2 separate regions of the Homo sapiens genome follow, and region 1 is linked to region 2. A link is an interaction called in ENCODE POLR2A ChIA-PET data of the cell type or tissue named here. Cell type or tissue: OCI-LY7. All regions are shown on one strand. Links, peaks and the distances in the headings refer to the core of each region. The heading gives the core; the rest is flanking DNA. Region 1 has its middle 8.5 kb from the start of CNTRL. Region 2 overlaps FBXW2 (F-box and WD repeat domain containing 2).

Region 1 (8,000 bases), core at 1-8,000, 280 kb after region 2:
TGCGTGTGGGGTTTGGGGTGACTGCATAGGTTGCATGCTCATGAAGCCAGCTTTGGAGTAGCTAAGTCAGGAGTAAACTCATATCTGACTTCAAAGACAAATCTCTTAACACTTCACAAGGAATCTCCTCTAATAACACAAGGCAAGGTATTGGCAGAGTAAACAAAGAATGTCAAGAACATGAGAAAATTTTAAGACAACTAGATAACATCAAGCTGCTTCCCTTGGGTTCTGTGATCATTAGTGCTACGGTCTGAATGTTTGTGTCCTCTTGAAATTCTTATGTTGAATCTTAATCACCAAAGTGATGGTATTTACAGAATTTTTGGTTGACAGTCTTTTTCTTTCAGCACTTTGAATATATCATCTTTCTACTTAGTAGCCTCTGTGCTTTCTGATGAGAAATCAGCTGTTAATTTTACTGAGGATCCTTTGTACTATCATGTGTTGCTTTTCTCTTGTTATTTTCAAGATTATCTCTTCATCTTTGACACTTGACAGTTTTATTATGATGTAGTCAGGTGTGGTTCTCTTTGAGTTTATCATACTTGGAGTTCATTGAGTTTTCTTGAATGTGTGGATTAATGTGTCTCATCACATTTGAAAATTTTGACCATTAGTTCTTCAAATATTTTTTTCTGTCCTTTCCTCTCTCTCTCGTCTCCTTCTGGAACTCTCTTCATGCATATGTTGGTATGCTCGATGGTATACCAAAGGTCTGTCTTTATGTATATGTTTGTGTTTTCTATGGCATACCAGATGGTCTACAGGTCTGTTCATTTTTCTTAATCCTTTTTTCTTTCTGCTCCTCAGACTGGATAATCTCAATTGATCTATCTTCAAGTTCATTGATTCTTTTTTTCTCCCTGCTCAAATCTGCTGTTGAGTGTCCCTATTGAATTTTTTATTTCAGTTATTGTAGTTTTCAAATACAGAATTTCTATTTGGTTCTTATTTATAATTTTCGTCTTATTCTTTGTATGGTAAGACGTAGCTCTTACACTTCTCTTTAGTTCTTTAGATGTGGTTTCTTTTAGTTATTTGATCATACTGAAAATATCTCACGTAAAGTCCATATCTAGGAGATCAAGATTTCCTCAGGTGGTTTTTATTATATCTTTTCCTTGTATGGGCTACACTTTCCTGCATCTTTGCTTGTCTTGTAATTTTTTGTTAAAACTGGAATTTAAAAAATTTAAAATTAAATAATAGAATAGAGCAACCTGGAAAATTTGACCTGTAGGTTAGATTTGAACCTTAATTTAGAAATGCTTCTATTTTTATGCTGTAGTGGCAATGTGCAAAATGTTTTTGAAAAATTGTTTGCAGCAATATCCAGAAAGGTCATAGGACTGCAATGCTTTTCCATGAAGGTAACCCTTTAACCCTATGAAATAAGATATGATGGTCCCCATTTAACAGGATAAAAAGTTAGTGATTTATTCCAGTGAAAATTATAAAAAGATAAGGATGCAAAAATGCCTTCCAAAATCTAGTTAACTTTTAAAACTGGTGGTTATTCTGGGGAAAATGGGGAATATTATCCCATTAATGAATCTTGAGATATTTCTTTGTAAGAAGAATTATATCACTGCTTCTCATGAATCTCACCAGCATTGACCTATGACCCCCATCTCTTCCATTTCAGTTCTTTTAAATTTTACTTATTCACTTTGTTCTTGTTGTTCTTTTTATTTTTTGTTTTTTTAAATTATTCTTTTTTCCTTTTCCTACTCTATTTCTCATTTCCATTTCTTTTCTCTGTAATATATAATTGAGTATGATTTTATGTATTTGAGATTTTATGTTTTTCAATCTTAAGTTAACTTCACTTTTTTCATTTGTAGAATAGGAGATATTGTCTACTCTGTCCACCTAACAGGGTCGTTGTAAGTTTTAAACAATACTTGTTATAGCTCCAGAAAACTATAAACTAGCTTCTGTTGCTTCCTAGTTTATTTCTTTGAGTGTTTTGTTAACTTTCATATTGAAACTGTTAACAAAAATACATTTCCTGATAGTTCTTATTAGACCCCAAGATTTCAGTATTTCATCTGTGATAGAATTATTGCTGCAGATTTTCATATGTGATAGAATCTGATATTTTGAATGTCATTTTATACTTTTTCAAATGTTAGCAATTTTTATATTCTCTCATAAATTCCTCAAATAATTTATCAACTTTAATTTTGTATTTCTATCAATTAAATTTTTAAAATTTAAATTCAAAAGCATTGGTAAAATATCAGATCTTCTAAGTTTGACTTCTAAAGCTGAATGTCAATTAAATTAAATTTTAAACATATAGAGTTAAACTTAATTCAAACTACAAATTTGGAATCAAAAATATAAAATAGTCTGGGCACAGCAGCTCATGCCTGTAATCCCAGCTGAGGATTTGGGAGGCTGAGGAAGGCGGATCAGCTGAGGTCAGGAGTTCGAGACCAGCCTGGCTGACATGGTGAAACCCCGTCTCTACTAAAAATACAAAAATTAGCCAGACATGGTGGCGGTGCCTGTAATAAATATCCCAGCTACTCAGGAGGCTGAGGCAGGAGAATCGCTTGAATCCAGGAGGCAGAGGTTGCAGTAGGCCAAGATTGTGCCACTGTACTGCAGCCTGGGTGACAGAGTGAGACTCCATCTAAAAAAATATATATATATATATATGAAAGTATAAAGTTAAATTTAGCTTTAAATTTAAAAACATTCTAAAGAAATCAGAATTAGCTGAAATCATCCCAGTATAAATTAGTATAAACTGAAAAATCCCCACAGGAACATTCCATCAAAGAGGACAAAAAGATTCTTGATAAAGCTGGTCCTCCTTTCAGTTTATAAATTTTGGATAGTCAGGGAGGAGGACATTAATCCATGGATCTACAGCCAATATATTTTTATAGGTAGAGAAAATTGCGGAGAAAATTGCTGGAAGGATATAAAAATAGTAAACAATGACAATATCTTGGAAAGCAGTTAGGTGGCAGGGCCAAGGGCTTTTACCTTATACTTCACATTCCTCTATACAGCATTACTTTTTTTGTTTTGTTTTGTTTTGAGACAGCTTTCTGCTGTCACCCAGGCTGGAGTGCAGCAGTGCAATCACAGCTCATTGCAGCCTCAAACTCCTTGATCACAGCTCACTGCAGCCTCGAATCGCTCAAGCGATTCTCCCAACTCAGCCTCCAGAGTAACTGGGACCACAGGCACATGCCACCACACCTGGCTAATTTTTATTTTTATTTTGTAAAGACAGGATTTTGCCATGTTTTCCTAGCTGGTCTGGACCTCCTGAGCTCAAGGGATCCACCCACCTCGGTCTTCCAAAGTGCTGAGATTACAGGTGTGAGCCACTGCGCCCAGCCCAGCATTACTTTTATAATAAAAACTAGTATAATTTTTAATAAAAGGGTAAAGAAGAAGGATATACCCAAGATAATCAGCAAAAAGCTGAAAAGGATGTAAAGAAACTGTAAGAAAACATATTCAATAGAAAATGTAAAAGAACAGGAATAAGTACAAATGCAACAAACTTGAATGGGCTTAAAATATTCTATTAAAAGTTAGACATTTTTGAAACAGCCAAAGAACAAAAAAAAATGCAGCAACAGGTTGGGCGCGGTGTCTCACGCCTGTAATCCCAGCATTTTGGGAGGCCGAGGCAGGCAGATCATGAGGTTAGGAGTTCAAGACCAGCCTGGCCAATATGGCGAAACCCCATCTCTACTAAAATACAAAAATTAGCCGGGAGTGGTGGTGTGCACCTGTAGTCCCAGCTACTCAGGAGGCTGAGGCAGAAGAATCACTTGAACCCGGGAGGCAGAGGTTGCAGTGAGCCGAGATCATGCCACTGCACTCCAGCCTGGGCGACAGAGCGAGACTCCATCTTAAAAAAAAAAAAAAAAAAAAAAGGTATACATCACCACTAAATGATATAGAAAGACTGAAAATTAAAAAAAAGAAAACCATATGTCAGGCAAGTACTGACAAAATTCAAGCTAGTAGAGAACTAATAACTTTAGGTAAACAGAACTCACAACTTTAAGTGAGCAAAGAGAAATATTTAATGTGGAGAATAATTATTATTTACTAAAAAGTTGCAACAGTCATAGCCTTCATGCACTTACGAACATAGCTTTGGGCCAGTTGTGGTGGGTCATGCCTGTAATCCCAGCACTTTGGGAGGCTGAGGTGGACAGATCACCTGAGGTCGGGAGTTCGAGATCAGACTGGCCAACATGATGAAACCCCATCTCTACTAAAAATACAAAAAAAAAATTAGCCGGGCGAGGTGGTGCGTGCCTGTAATCCCAGCTACTCAGGAGGCTGAAGCAGAAGAATCGCTTAAACCTGGGAGGTGGAGGTTACAGTGAGCCCAGATTACGCTACTGCACTCACTCCAGCCTTGGGCGACAGAACAAGACTCTGTCTCAAAAAAAGAAAAAAAAAAAAAACAAAAACACATGATCATCTCAGCTGACACAGAAAAAGCATCTTACAAAGTTCAACATCCTTTATTAATAAACAGTCTCAACAGTTTGGGTATAAAATGAAAATTCCTGGCTGGGCATGATGGCTCATGCCTGCAATCTCAATACTTTGGGAGGCTGAGGTGGGAGGATCACTTGAGGCCAGAAATTGGAGACCAGCCTGGGCAATGCTGCAAGACCCCATCTTGACAATAATTATTTTTAAATTAGCCAGGCATGGTAGCACATACCTGTAGTCCCAGTTACTCAGGAGATTGAGGCAGGAGAATCGCTTGGTCCCAGAAGGTCAGGGCTGCAGTGAGCCATAATTGCACCATTGCACTTCAGCCTGGGTGATAGAGTAAAACTCCATCTCAAAAAAAAAAATAGGCAGGGCGCGGTGGCTCACGCCTGTAATTCCCACACTTTGAGAGGCCAAGGTGGGCGGATCATGAGGTCAAGAGATTGAGACCATCCTGATGAACATGGTGAAACCCTGTCTCTACTAAAAATACAAAAAAAATTAGCTGGGCGTGGTGGTGCGTGCCCATAGTCCCAGCTACTTGGGAGGCTGAGGCAGGAGAATCACTTGAACTCGGGGGGTGGAGATTGCAGTGAGCCGAGATCGCGCCACTGCATTCGCAGCTTGGTTGGTGACAGAGTGAGGCTCCATCTAAAAAAAAAAAAAAAAAGAGGAAAATTCCTCAACATTTGAAACATATGGTATGGTTTGGCACTGTGTCCCTACGCAAATCTCATGTCAAACTGTAATCCCCACGTGTCAGGGAAGGTACCTGGTGGGAGGTGGGTGGATCATGGGGGCAGTTTCCCCATGCTGTTCTTACCATAGGGAGTAAGTTCTCATGAGAGCTGATGGTTTAATAGTGTGGCACTTCCCCTCTCCTCCTGCTGCTTCAAAAGATGTGCCTTGCTTCCCCTTTGCCTTCCACCATAATTTTAAGTTTCCTGAGGCCTCCCCAGCCATGTGAAACTGTGAGTCAATTAAACCTCTCTTCTTTATAAATTACTCAGTCTCAGTAATTACTTTATAAATTACTCAGTTCTTTATAGTAGGGTAAAAATGGACTAATACAACATAATAAAGGCTATTTATGAGAAGCCTGCAGCGCACATTATCATCAATGGAAAAAACCTAAAAACTTTTCCACTAAGATCTGGTACAATGCAAGGATCCCAAACTTACCACTTCTAATCAACATAGATTGGAAGAACTAGCAAGTGCAATTAGATAAGAAAAAGAAATAAAAGACATCAAAAATCAGAAAGGAAGAGGTAAAATTATTTCTATTTGCAGATGACATAATTCTATATGTAGAAAACCCCAAAGATTCCACAAAAATATATTAGAAACTAGTAAATGAATTCAGTAAAGTTGCAGAGTACAAAACCAACATACAAAAATCAGTAGTGTTTCTATACACAAACAACAAATGAGCTAAAAAAGAAATCAAGAAGGCAATCTCATTTACAATAGCTATTAAAAAAACACCTAGGAATAATTTTAAGCATGGATGTAAAAGACTGCTACAAGGAAAACTACAAAACACTGATGGAAGAAATTGAAGAGGGTACAAACAAATGGAAAGACATCTCACTTTTCATGGATCAGAAGAATCAATATTATTAAAATGACCATACTACTCAAAACAATCTACAGATTCAATGCAATCTCTATCAAAATACCAATGATTTTCTTCACAGAAATAGGAAAAAAATCTCAAAATTTTTATGGAACCACAAAGGAACCCAAATGGCCAAAGCAATCCCGAACAAAAAGAACAAAGCTAGAGGCATCACACTAACAGTCTTCAAAATATACTACAAAGCTGTAGTAACCAAAATAGCATGATATTGTCATAAAAACAGATAGCCAGACAAATGAAACAGCATAGAGGACTCAGAAATTAATCCATGGATCTACAGCCAACTGGTTTTTTGACAAAGATGTCAAGAACACTCACTGGGGAAAGAATAGTCTCTTTAATAAATGGTCCTGGGAAAACTGGATATCCATATACAGAAGAATGAAACTAGATCCCTACATCTCCCCCTATATAAAAACCTTGTACGTGAGTTTATATATAAATCAAAATGGATCAAAGACCTAAATGTAAGACAGAAACTATAAAACTACTAGAAGAAAACATAGGGGAAATGGTTCCGGACACTGGTCTAGGAAAGATTTTATGAATAAGACCTCAAAAATGCAGGCAACAAAAACAAAAATAAACATATGGGATTATATCAAACTAAAAGGCTTCTGCACAACAAAGGAAGCAATCAACATAGTGAAGAAACAACCCAGAGAATGGGAGAAAATATTTGCAAACTATTCATATAACAGGGAATTAATATCTGGAATACACACGGAACTCAAACATCTCAACAACAAAATTGTATAAAAATGGACAAATAATCTGAATAGACACTTCTCAAAAAGAAGACATACAAATGACCAACAAATATATGAAAAAATGCTCACCATCATCAATCATCAGGGAAATGCAAATCTGCAAATCAAAACCACTATGAGGTATAATCTCACCCCAGTTAGGATGGCTATTATCAAGACAGCAAACAACAAATGCTGGGGAGGATGTGGAGAAAAAGAAACTCTTTTTTTTTTTTTTGGTTTCTGTTGCCCAGGCGGCATTGCAGTGGCATGATGATAGCTCACTGCAGCCTCAATCTCCCAGGCTCAAGCAATCCTCCCACTCAGCCTCCCAAGTAGCTAGGACTACAGACAAGTGCCATCACACCCAGCTAATGGTTTTGATTTTTAGTAGAGATGAGGTCTCACTATCTTCTCCAGGCTGGTATTGAACTCCTAAGCTGAAGAGATCCTCCCACCTCAGCCTCCCAAAGTGCTGGGATTACAGGTGTGAGTCACCTTGCCCAGCCAGAAAAAGGGACTCATACACTGTTGGTGGAATGTAAACTAATATATCCACTATGGAGAACAGTGTGGAAGTTCCTCAAAAAAACTACAAATAGAACTACCATATGATCCAGCAATCCTACTACTTGGCATTTATCCAAAGGAAAAGAAATCAGTATATCAAAGACACGTCTGCATCCCCATGTTTATTGCAGCACTATTCATAATAGCCAAGACATGGAATCAACCTAGGTGTCCAACAGATGAATGGATAAAGAAAATGTGGGCCAGACGTAGTGGCTCATGCCTGTAATCCCAGCACTTTGAGAGGCCGAGGCAGGTGGATCACCTGAGGTCAGGAGTTCGAGACTAGCCTGACCAACATGGAGAAACCCCATCTCTACTAAAAATACAAAATTAGCTGGGTATGTTGGCAGGCGCCTCTAATCCCAGCTACTCGGGAGGCTGAGGCAGGAGAATCGCTTGAACCTAGGAGGCAGAGGTTGCGGTGAGCTGAGATCATGCCATTGCACTGCAGCCTGGGCAACAAGAACAAAATTCTGAAAGAAAGAAAGAAGGAAGGAAGGAAGGGTGATATATATATATATATATATATATATATATATATATAT
Region 2 (11,940 bases), core at 1,962-9,961:
TAAAATAAAAAAAATCAGCCGGGCATGATGGCGCGCCTATATTCCCAGCTACTCGGAAGGCTGAGGCATGAGAATCGCTTGAGCTGGGGAGGCAGAGGTTGCAATGAGCTGAGATCACGCCACTGCATTCCAGCTTGGACTACAGAGGGCCTCCACCTCAAAGAAAAAAAAAAAAAAAAGAAATGTTAGCCAACATGGTGAAACCCTGTCTCCACTAAAAAAAATACAAAAATTAGCCAGGCATGATGGCGTACGCCTGTAGTCCCAGCTACTCAGGAGGCTGAGGCAGGAGAATCACTTGAACCCGGGAGGAGGTTGTAGTGAGCCAAGATCACACCACTGCACTCCAGCCTGGGCAACAGAGGAAGACTCTGTTTCAAAAAAAAAAAAAAAAGAAAATGTGTTAAAATAATTAAATGTGTTTAACTCAGTATGTCAAAAATGTCATTTGAACATGTAATCAATACAAATATTGAGATATTTTATATTCTTTTACATTGTATGTCTTTGAAACCCAGTATTTCACACCTCCATTTGGACTAGCCACAGCTCAAGTACTCAAAAACCACATGGCGCTAGTGGCTACTGTACCGGAGAGCGTAAGCCTAGATAGTCTTTAAGGCCTTCAGTTCAGGCATGTTGTGACTGTATTCCTAAGGAGCTAGAGTAGGAAAGGAAATCATTTTAGGTCCTTTATGAGCTTGGTTTTGGTTACCAGTGTTCAACTGGGGTCTCATTCATTCATTCAACATATATTTATAGAACTTCTGTGTCAGGCAGGATTCTTGTTCTCATGGCACTCAGTCTACTTGGGAAGACAAAAAGGCTAAACAAGCAATAATAATTCAGTATAGTAGCTGGCAGGCACTACAAAAGCCCATAGCAAATACAAGGAGAGGACAAGAAGAGAAAACATCTCAGACGAGGCTCCACTGAATTTATGACCATGCTCTATAACACGTGCCTTAGGAACTGGCATGATTGGTTCTTCAACTACACTCCTCTTTTGTTTTTAAGCTGGGCTTTGGTATAGGACTGTTTCAAGAAAGAATATCATGGCAAAAAAAAAAAAACCTTTAAGTTTTAACTAATTTAAACCTAAGGATGAATAAGTTAGCCAGGCCAAAACAAAACAAAAGGAATAGTATATACCAAAACTTTTTCTGTAAAGGGCCTGATAGTAAGTATTTTAGACGTTGACCTATTGAGTTGCAATTACTCTCTTCTGCTGGATTTGGCCCACAGTCCACAGTTTGCCAATCCCTGGTATATACCTATTAAAGCAACTATTAAATATCTCTATATGCAACACAAAAATTATTGAAAAGGAACTGGGATCAAGTCATAAAGAACTATTTGGAATCATTCAAAAAACCGTCTAGGAGTTATTTACAATGCTTGTCAAAAGCACTGCCTAAAACATGAACACTGATTATGAAAACAGTTCAGTCTGACTGCGAAATAGTGGCAAGGTTTGGCTGCAGAACTGGGTTAGGAGGTTGTTTAACTATGACCTTATTTGCATATCAGAAAGATCACTATGGCTATATCATGGAAAAAGGTTTGAAGGGGGGAAAACTAGAGGCAAGAAGGCAGTTAAAAACCAGGGGAGAGGACAAACAAAATGTGACACATACATGGAATATATTTTATATACATACACACACACACACACACACACACACACACACACACACACATACACACACACACATATATACATACATGGAATGGAGTTATTCAGCCTTAAAAAGGAATAAAATTGGCCGGGTGTGGTGGCTCACACCTGTAATCCCAACACTTTGGGAGGCCGAGGCGGGAGGATCACCTGAGGTCAGGAGTTTGAGACCTGCCTTACCAACGTGGAGAAATCCCATCTCTAATAAAAATACAAAAATTAGCCAGGCGTGGTGGCGCACGCCTGTAATCCCAGCTACTTGGGAGGCTAAGACAGAAGAATTGCTTGAACCCGGGAGGCGGAGGTTGCGGTGAGCCAAGATGGCGCCACTGCACTCCAGCCTGGGCAACAAGTGCAAAACTCCGTCTCAAAAAAAAAAAAAAAAGAATAAAATTCTGAGATGTTATGATATGGAAGAACCTTGAAGACATCATGCTAAGTGAACTAAGCCAGCCACAAAAGAACAAATACTGTATGATTCCACTTATATTAGGTTCCTAGAGTAGTCAAATTCATAGAAAGTAGAATGGTGGGCCAGGCATGGTGGCTCATGCCTGTAATCCCAGAACTTTGGGAGGCCGAGGCTGGTTCACCTGAGGTCAGGAGTTTGAGACCAGCCTGGCCAACACGTTGAAACCCCGTCTGTACTAAAAATACAAAAATTAGCCAGACACGGTGGCGCATGCCTGTAATCCCAGCTACTCGGGAGGCTGAGGCAGGATAATCGCTTGAACCTGGGAGGTGAGGTTGCAGTGAGCCAAAATTGAGCCACTGCACTCCAGCCTGGGCACCAAATTGAGACTCTGTCTCAAAAAAAAAAATAAAACAAGCAAGCAAGCAGAATGGTTGTTTTGCCACAGGCTGTGGGGGAAGGGGCATGGGCAATGTTTAACTGACAGGGTTTAGGCTGGACATGGTGGCTCATGCCTGTAATCCCAACACTTCAGGAAGCTGAGGCAAGAAGAGTGCTTAAGCCCAGGAGTTAGAGATCATCCTGGGAAACATGGTGAGACCCCATCTCCATAAAAAATACAAAAATTAGCTGGGCATGGTGGCACACACACGTAGTCCCAGCTACTTGGGAGGCCAAAGTGGAAGAATCGCTTGAGTCCAGGAGGTAGAAGTTACAGTGAGCCAAGATCATGTCACTGTACTCCAACCACTCCAACCTGGGCTACAGAGTGAGACCTTATCTCAAAAGAAAACCCCCCCAAAAACAAACAAAAAAATTGGATACAGTTTAACTATATAGTGTATTATATACTGTTTATACAGTTAACACTGTATAGTGTTTAACTGATACCATTTTAGTTTGGGAAGATGTAAAGTTCTGGAAATGGATAGTGGTGATGACTGCACAACAACGTAATGTACTTAATGGCACTCAACTGTATGCTTTAAAATGATTAAAATGGTAAATTTTATGTTATGTATGTTTTCGCACAATTTGCAAAAAAAAAGGTTATCCAAACTAATTATTTAAACTAGTTTTTATAGGAAAACATTGTGCCAGTTTTACACCCTAAAAAAAAATAATAATAATCAGGTTGAGTCGAGTTCCATTTATAGTGATGCAAGTCTACTCCTGAGAATCCTTTAGGAATCACTGTTCTCTGCTCCTTTCTGGCTTTATGTCAGCCTCCCCTCTGGACTCCCATTTGCTGCACTGGCTAACCCAACATGTTTTCAAAGAGGTCACCAGTGATGCAGCATAGAGGTGAAAGAGGACTAAAGAAATGTGGACTCTCACACTGCACGAAAGAAAAAAATCCCTCCCCATTCAGTATCTTAAAAATCTTAATAATACTTTAAAAAAAATCAGACTATTGCACAGAACTCTAGATTTCAGGCTTCTCTTGAAGTCAGATCTAACAACTCTGACCCTGAATCCCACCCACATGGCAATAATTTATTACAATGGAGCACCAGCTGCACTCTTTAGAAAGGCAAGTGTTCTTGATTTGCTATAGTCCACACAGAGACTTTTACCTCAGTCAGGTCATCTTCCTGGTCCCAGTGTGTATGTTCCACAAGAAAAAACTGCTCTAATTCATCCGTGTATGCCCTCACATTGTTTTTCAAACAGTAGGCATCCCATAAGTAAATATCTACTGAACAGCACAAAGCATAATAGATTCCTTTCTTACCATTTCAGAAATAAATTGCGAAAGAGAAAGATAACTACCTCAATGTCATTAGCCATTAATCTCTTCAATAAAACTGTCTATTGCTTACTCAAGGCACTAATGTGAGAGTCACTAAGTTTATTGCCAAATTCAGGGTTTCCCAATTCCACCACAATGAGAATTCAATCTCTTAAGTAACAAGATGACACAAACACATGTACAATTCTGTCACAAATACCTCTCTTCACAGTTCCAGGGATGCTGCTGTTAGAAAAATTAAACTAATACTTTGGATCATTTTCAACCACTGCACAGCGTAATTTTAAATATGCAAACCTGATGAATTTAATCAGAATAAAAATCACATTAACATACAGACCCACCAAGAGAATAATCTTAAAATGTAGAATTGTAGATATTAACTTTCCAGGTAGTTAGAGAATTCAGTGAATATTTCCCATTTACTTCCACTCCAAGTAACTGCAGTTTTTACTACATTTCAAAAATAAGGTTTGATGAGAGAAGAAAAAAACTTTTTAAAGCAAGAGGACCTAGGCATAGTGGCTCACACCAGTAATCCTAGCATTTTGGGAGGCTGAGACGGGCGGAGTGCTTGAGCCCAGGAGTTCGAGACCAGCCTGGGCAACATGGTGAAATCCTGTCTCTACAAAAAATACAAAAAGGATCCAGGCATAGGGTTGCTCGCTTGTAGTCCCAGCTAAACCCGGGAGGCTGACATGGGAGGATCACCTGAGCCCAGGAGGTGGAGGTTGAAGAAAGCCAAGATCACATCATTGCACTCCAGGATGGAGCTACCCAGTGAGAGGTTGTCTCCAAAAAAGAAAAAAAAAAAATGCGGCTGGGTGCAGTGCCTCACACCTGTAATCCCAGCACTTTGGGAGGCCGAGGCAGGCAGATCATCTGAGATCAGGAGTTTGAGACCAGCCTGACCAACATGGTGAAACCCCTTCTCTACTAAAAATACAAAAATTAGCCGGGCTGTGGTGGCGCGTGCCTGTAATGCCAGCTACTGAGGAAGCTGAGGCGAGAGAATCGCTTGAACCCAGGAGGAGGAGGTTGCAGTGAGCCGAGACTGCGCCACTGCACTCTAGCCCGGGTGACAGAGGAGCTCCTGTTTCAAAAAAAAAAAAAAAAATGCTACAGGTGGTTGTGAAAAAATGGTCAACTGCCAGTAGGAGCTCCAAGCTCCAAGATGATACTGCATCTTAATATTTTTTTTTTTTTTGAGACAGGGTTTTGCTGTGTTGCCCAGGCTGGAGTGCAGTGGCACAATCTTAGCTCACTGCAACCTCCACCTCCTGGGCTCAAGCGATCCTCTCACCTCAGTCTCCCAAGTAGTTGGGACCACAGGTGTGAGCCAGCACACCCAGCTGTTTTTTTATTTTTTTGTAGAGATGGGATTTTGCTATGTTGCCCAGGCTGGTCTCAAAACTCCTGGGCTCACATAATCTGCCTGCCTTGGCCTCCCAAAGTGTTGGGACTACAGGCATGAGCCCCCTCATTTGGTCAACTGCATCTTAATCTTTTAAAATCATGAGGCAAAAGAGACATGGAAAAGCCATCACCACAACAGAGAAAGTACATCAAAGCCTAGAAGAACTGGTGATGTTGTTCTAGTAATCAGGCTTGTAACACAAGGAAAATAAAGTGTGAAATAACTTCAGGATGACAAACCAAACCATGAAATGCTTTAAATCAAATGTTTATTTTCCAAAACCAGCAGAGTGTCTAGCATTTCAGAGAAAATATCACCACATAATACATACCCTTAATGAATAAAGAAATGCATTGTAAAACGGTCTTGAGAAATGATACATCTCAACATTAAAAATATTTAAATTGAGTCTGGTGAGACTCCTGAGGGAGAAGCAAGTTACTTAACACTATATTGGTATGGCATCAATTCAATCTATCTGGAAAGGGCACTAAGAAGAGCTATAAAATTGGGCCGGGCACGGTGGCTCACGCCTGTAATCCCAACACTTTGGAGGGTGGATCACCTGAGGTCAGGAGTTTGAGACCAGCCTGGGCAACAAGGTGAAACTCCGCCTCTACTAAAAATACAAAAAAAATTAGCCGGGTGTGGTGGCGCACACCTGTAATCCCAGCTACTCGGGAGGCTGAGGCAGGAGACTCGAACCCTGGAGGCAGAGGTTGCAGTGAGCCGAGATTGCACCACTGCACTCCAACCTGGGTGACAGAGTGAGACTCCATCTCAAAAAAAAAAAAAAAAAAAAAAAAAGAGCTATAAAATAATTCATACTTCTGTATCTGGTGATTCTACTTTTAGACTTCTATCCCAAATGAATTCAAGGGAAAAAGAGGTAATACAAAGACACTAATAAAAACAGAAACAATCTGAATATGCATTGATATGGTTAAGCTTTGTGTCCTCACCCAAACCTCATCCTGAACTGTAATCCCCAGGTATTGAGGGACAGACTTGGTGGGAGGTGACTGGATCATGGGGGTGGCCCCCCATGCTGTTCTCATGATAGTGAGTGAGTTCTCTCCAGACCTGATGGTTTTATAAGGGCCTCTTCCTGCTTCACTCACACTCTCTCTCTCCTGCTGCCTTGTGAACAAGGTGCTTGCTTCCCCTTCGCCTTCCGCCATGATCATATTGCCTTCTGACATGATTGTAAGTTTCCTGAGGCCTCCCCAGCCATGTGGAACTAGGAGTCAATTAAACCTCTTTTCTTCATAAATTACCCGGTCTTAGGCAGTTTTTTTAGCAGTCTGAGAATGGACTAATATATGCATTAATATGGAAATGGCTAAATAATGACTATTGATATATTTACAAAAAGGAACAGTTTATACCGTAATACACAAATGTTTATTGGAAGTTATCTTGGATGAAAAAGAACACCAAGTATTTCTATATATTATATACAATGTAAGGAAACAGGCATTGGGATTATTAGCAAGAACTGCCTGGAGTTATTCTAAATGCTGCCTAAGAATTATTTACATTGCCTGTCAAAATGTATTATCTAACACATGGGCATTAGTTATAATCATATACAGAAACACACGTCCATTACAAATGGAAAATAACATATAATTTTAAATTTTTAATAATTATATTGTTTCATAAAATTACTTAATTGCCTAGTTAAAAAATATCCAGCTCTCTCTGTTCCCAGGCCCAAACTCCAACTTCTACTTCTTCTACTTAGAATCACAGGATTTCAGAGCAAGGAAGAAATATCTCCTTTCATATATACATATATATTTATTTTGAGATGGAGTCTCACTCTGTCACCCAGGCTGGAGTGCAGTGGCACCATCTCAGCTCACTGGAACCTCCGCCTCCCGGGTTCAAGCGATTCTCCTGTTTCAGCCTCCCGAGTAGCTGGGATTATAGGCGCATGCCGCCACGCCCGGCTACTTTTTCGTATTTCAGTAGAGACGGGATTTCACCATGTTGACCAGTCTGGTCTCGAACTCCTGAGCTCAGGCAATCCACCCGCCTCGGCTTCCCAAAGTGCTAGAATTACAGGCATGAGCCACTGCGCCCGACCTCCTTTCCCATATTTTAAAGATACAGAGAGGTTAAGTAATTTGGCCATAATGATCTAACTACTTGCTAGGATTAGATACCAATTTTTCCACTGTTTTTTTCCTCAAATATCAGTGCCAACAGAAAAAGAAACAGAATTTAGCAACAGAGGACTACACATGGAGGAAACACAAAGAAAAAGTAATCTATAGCTTTGTAATTCACATAATGTTTAAAAGACAGTCTGAAGTGTTTTTCTCATAAAATTTTATAAAAATGATTGTGTTCTCTAGAGAGAAGGAAGAGGATAAGGGGGGGGAACCACTCAGGATTAGAGAAAAAAAGTCACTGTACATATCTCATATAATCAACACTTGTCATTCTCAAAGCTCAAGACTGGTTCAAGATTACACCCTATGAAATACAAAACAAAACCCAAAAAGCAGTTTCAACATCTCTTACCTGTACAGAGAAGTCCATCTTTGTAGTAAAGTGCATACACTCTGGCACTGTGTCCAATTAATGACGAGGTTTCAAAGGCTTCATGGTCCTCCAGTTGCTTCATTCTCAAAATAGCCTTCAAATAAACCTTCTTCCAGTGCAAAGCGTCCTGAACAGAATCATCTATCTGCCAGCCCAAATTTTTACATGCAGTCTGCCACACCTCTGTACAGGCACTTATCACCTTATTCCACTGTTTAGAGACGAGGCAGCATGTGAGTAAAGTCTGAGGATCGAGCCATTTTAACAAATAAAAACTGAGCTCCAGGGGAAGGAGTTTGAGGAAGTCCCGCTTGAGGAGAGTCTCTAGGTTATTGGAGAGATGCCTGAGCTGGACTGCCCCACTCAGACTAATCAGGTGATCCAGAGTTTCATTTTTCTGCAAGTCCGTCAGAGAAAGAAATGTAACAGAAATGTTATCAAGCCATGTCTCAAAGTCCTTTCTCTCCATAAGGTTATGGAAAAATTTACCTGTGGCACATCAAAATATTGTATTAGTTCTGCTCAAAAAGACTGTTCAAGCAAGACTGCTAACAAATGAAGTATTAAAAATTAGTGTAAAAAATCTGCCATTACAACTTTATGCGTAGTTACATTACAACTTTACAGTTAATACACCATATTTATCTGAACACTTTCCATGCACACAAAAGAAAACACATTTGAGAAAACATACTTTAACAAATCATGAATCCAAAACATGTCAGTGAAACAGACTGGCGTGTGTGACTTATTCCTCTTGAAGTCTAGCACGTGCTACATGCATCTTCATAGTAATAGATTTACCAACAATTCATTATAAAACAGTATATTTTACAATACACCCTTCCCCCATCAAAACCATTATAAAACAATTTCCTTAATGAATTCCTTAATACATTCTATTTGGGTACTAAAATCACAAAAGCAAGCACCAGGATGTGACAATCAGAAACAGTCTCCTGAGCAGTAACCTGAGACACTGATTGTCATGGCAGGCACAACCTGTCACCAAAATCATAGAACTGACTACTTGGTTTTGCAACAGATGTTCAGATGAAAAGGTTTAGGGAAGAAAAGCAGGTGTGGTAAGTTATCTGCCTCAGGAATTCTGGTTCTTCCAACTTCTTTATGGCACTGCCTGTTTAGAACATGAATTATAAAAGAACTTATGTGGCTTTAGTCTGTTTTTCTAAACCTCATATGAGCTAGTGACAACTCTTAACCACGTGCCCCCGAGAGCCATGAGGGGTCCTGGAGGCCTGCACAAATAAAGCAAATTAATAATCCTGATGTTTATAAAACACCAGAAAATAGACATTATCATCTTCACTTTGCAAATGAGGAAACTACAGGTTAGAGAAGGTATGTGATTTGCCTATATTCACAGGGCTACTAAATAGCCACAGAACAGACTGGACGCCAGTGCTCTCAAGATCAGGTACCAAGCTCTCTCTCTAAAATAAGTGACAACCAGGAGAACCACGACCAAGTGGTAAGATCTGGAGGTAGTGTGTCTACCCGTTAGACCATTTTCTCCTTTAGGAGAATGACAAATTGCTCCTGAGCTAACTGTAACAAATAATTTTTTTTAAAGTATCCTGTATTAGTGTCAACAGGTGTTAATTCACTCTTAATGAGGATTAGACTAATGAAAGATTACAAAAAATATAACCAGTAAAAACTATCTTTCTCAAGACTATGTGTTGATAGATGTTAATGCTGGGTGATGTGTACATAGGGATTTATTATTCTCTTTATTTCCATATATTTAAATATTTCCATGGTTTAATAAAAACTTTCCTTCTGAATACTCAGTTTCTCACAAGACTGTCATATTAATTTTAAAAACATATGTCCAAATTAATGTGAAAAAGGAAAGTTAATTTCTTTCCAGACATATCACCTAGATCAGGTCTACACAAAAAGCAAGATCTCATCTTTCAACTTTGATAATGTAAGGTGAGTAAAATTGTAAGTGTCCAATATCAAATTTGGCAATAACATTCTTAGACAAATAAGCAATCTGATTTATTAGTAGAAGCAACCAAACCTTGCAATCACATCATCTGCTAACAGTTTTGATTTCTGGAACTGTGACTAGACTTCAAGATAATACGTTTCAAGCCAAAGTTTGGGCTAGAGAAGATTTATTAATCTGTATTAAAAATTTACCTAGCTGACAAAAAATAATCAGATGGCTAAAAGTTTTATCGACTTATCACGCAATAACAAGCCCCCTCCTTCCTCTAAATCCTAACAACCCTCTTATCTATACAACATTTCTTCAAAATCTCTACTTCTAAAAAATAATAATTTGCAACAAGACAAAGCAATTATCTTCTGTGGGCATCTGCATATTGTCACAATAGCTAGTTAATTAATACTGGTCAATTAAAAACACACACCAGGCTGGGCACAGTGGCTCACGCCTGTAATCACAGCACTTTGTGAGACTGAGGTGGGCTCGGCCGGATCACGAGGTCAGGAGATCGAGATCATCCTGGCTAACACAGTGAAACCCCATCTCTACTAAAAATACAAAAAATTCCCCTGGCATGGTGGTGGGTGCCTGTAGTCCCAGCTAGTCGGGAGGCTGAGGCAGGAGAATGGCGTGAACCCAGGAGGCGGAGCTTGCAGTGAGCCGAGATCACGCCACTGCACTCCAGCCGGGGCGAGAGAGCAAGACTCCATCTCAAAAAAGAAAAAAAAGAAAAAAAACCACACACCTGCTCCTGAAACATTTTTAACAGTGAAAAGTGTGGTGTGGCAAGCTTCCTCCATCACATCTACACATACATATATACACACATACATACACATGCTGACACACATCTATTGTAGAAATGCTTGTATTTAAGTGAGCTGAACTGTTATTCAAACGGCTACAAGGCAAATTTAGAATACTCATTAAAATATTATCAGGTTCCCATCATTCACAAATATCTAAGAGACATACTATAATATGCCAAATTCACATGTATACCTATGTAACAAACCTGCACGTTGTGCACATGTACCCTAGAACTTAAATTTAAAAAAAAAATGCCAAATTAATGTGCCCATGACACCGCTAAAGATTACGGAAGAAGCTTTTTCAGAGAGCACATCTAAAAAAATTCAGCCATGTCTCAGATTTATATATTCTCCTAACTCTTAATAAAAAAAATTTTCCCAACTCTTAGATTGCCTTTTAAACCACTCAATCCCTTGTAAGATTGAGCAGTTCACCTCTGATTATTCTGAAAAAGGCATTTTTTTCCCTAAAAAAGCAAGTCTCACTAACTGCAGAATGCACTATTTAAAAAACACCAATTTTTACTTTTCTGAACAGATCAACTAACTTTGGAGGGGGCCTTCTAAGGTAACAGGTCTAAACTGGACTCTTTTAGGCAGCCTCTAGAAATATCATACACTGGTTGCACAAACCTCAGGAAATGGGATTTCAATTCAACATGAGGAGCTTTTAAATCTCAGCGCTTTCCAACAATGGAATAGCTACCTCCAGAGTAGTGAGTTTCCCATTACCACGAACAGTCAAGGACAGTTGGACACAGAGGCAGAATGTGATAAATGAAAATACTTTGGAGGTTGGCCAGATGTTTTACTGATTCAGCCACTTCCTATGTGATTATGGGCATGTCCAACTAACTTTTAAGCTTCAGTTTTATCATCTGTAAAATGGAAGCCATCATCCAACTTGAAGGGTGAAACTCAGAAATATAGCAGGGACATGCTTAGCACAGTGTACAGTCTAGCGGGTAAAAACTCAAATGGTACTTTTTGTTAGTTTTACTACTATGAACACCTGGCAGTAAAGATTTCTGTGACACTAAGGGTGGAATGGACATGACCACTAACATCTCTTTTGACCCTATCATCTTATCACTAAGTTTCTCTTCAAAATACCTGGAAGAAAAACTCAAGGGCTCAAACTTACTAGGGGTTTAATTTTATAAAGAAGAGCACCTGTTTATTGGAGGCTCTAGTTTCCCAGTAGGTGCCTTATTCTACCCACATTCCCTGCTGTTTGGCCCCCTTACCCTACGTCCCTACCCCAGAGTTAACATTCAACTTGCCCTCTTGCCTTCAGTATCAATAATCACAAAGTGGGTCATGCAACAAAAAGA

The links. Peaks named below come from ENCODE experiments on the same cell type or tissue, not always from the same donor. Only the 100,000 strongest peaks of a DNase experiment are listed, where the experiment ranks them.
Region 1: POLR2A ChIA-PET joins it to region 2 with 10 read pairs; 6 of 35 experiments call an interaction of 5 or more read pairs at or near these places.

Annotation. Positions count from the first base shown.
Region 1 is chr9:121,062,423-121,070,422 of GRCh38, forward strand. It overlaps a transcript of C5 not described here. Among named protein-coding and RNA genes, the nearest start is that of CNTRL, 8.5 kb to the right of the region's middle. In OCI-LY7, for the core only: no CTCF peak of the experiment used is centred there; a DNase peak (open chromatin) is centred at 3,139; H3K27ac peaks cover 2,954 bases.
Region 2 is chr9:120,779,977-120,791,916 of GRCh38, forward strand. It overlaps FBXW2 (F-box and WD repeat domain containing 2), which reads right to left. Exons shown (of 8, transcript NM_012164.4): 3 at 7,793-8,302. The coding sequence starts at 8,282. Among named protein-coding and RNA genes, the nearest start is that of FBXW2, 7.5 kb to the right of the region's middle. In OCI-LY7, for the core only: no CTCF peak of the experiment used is centred there; no DNase peak of the experiment used is centred there.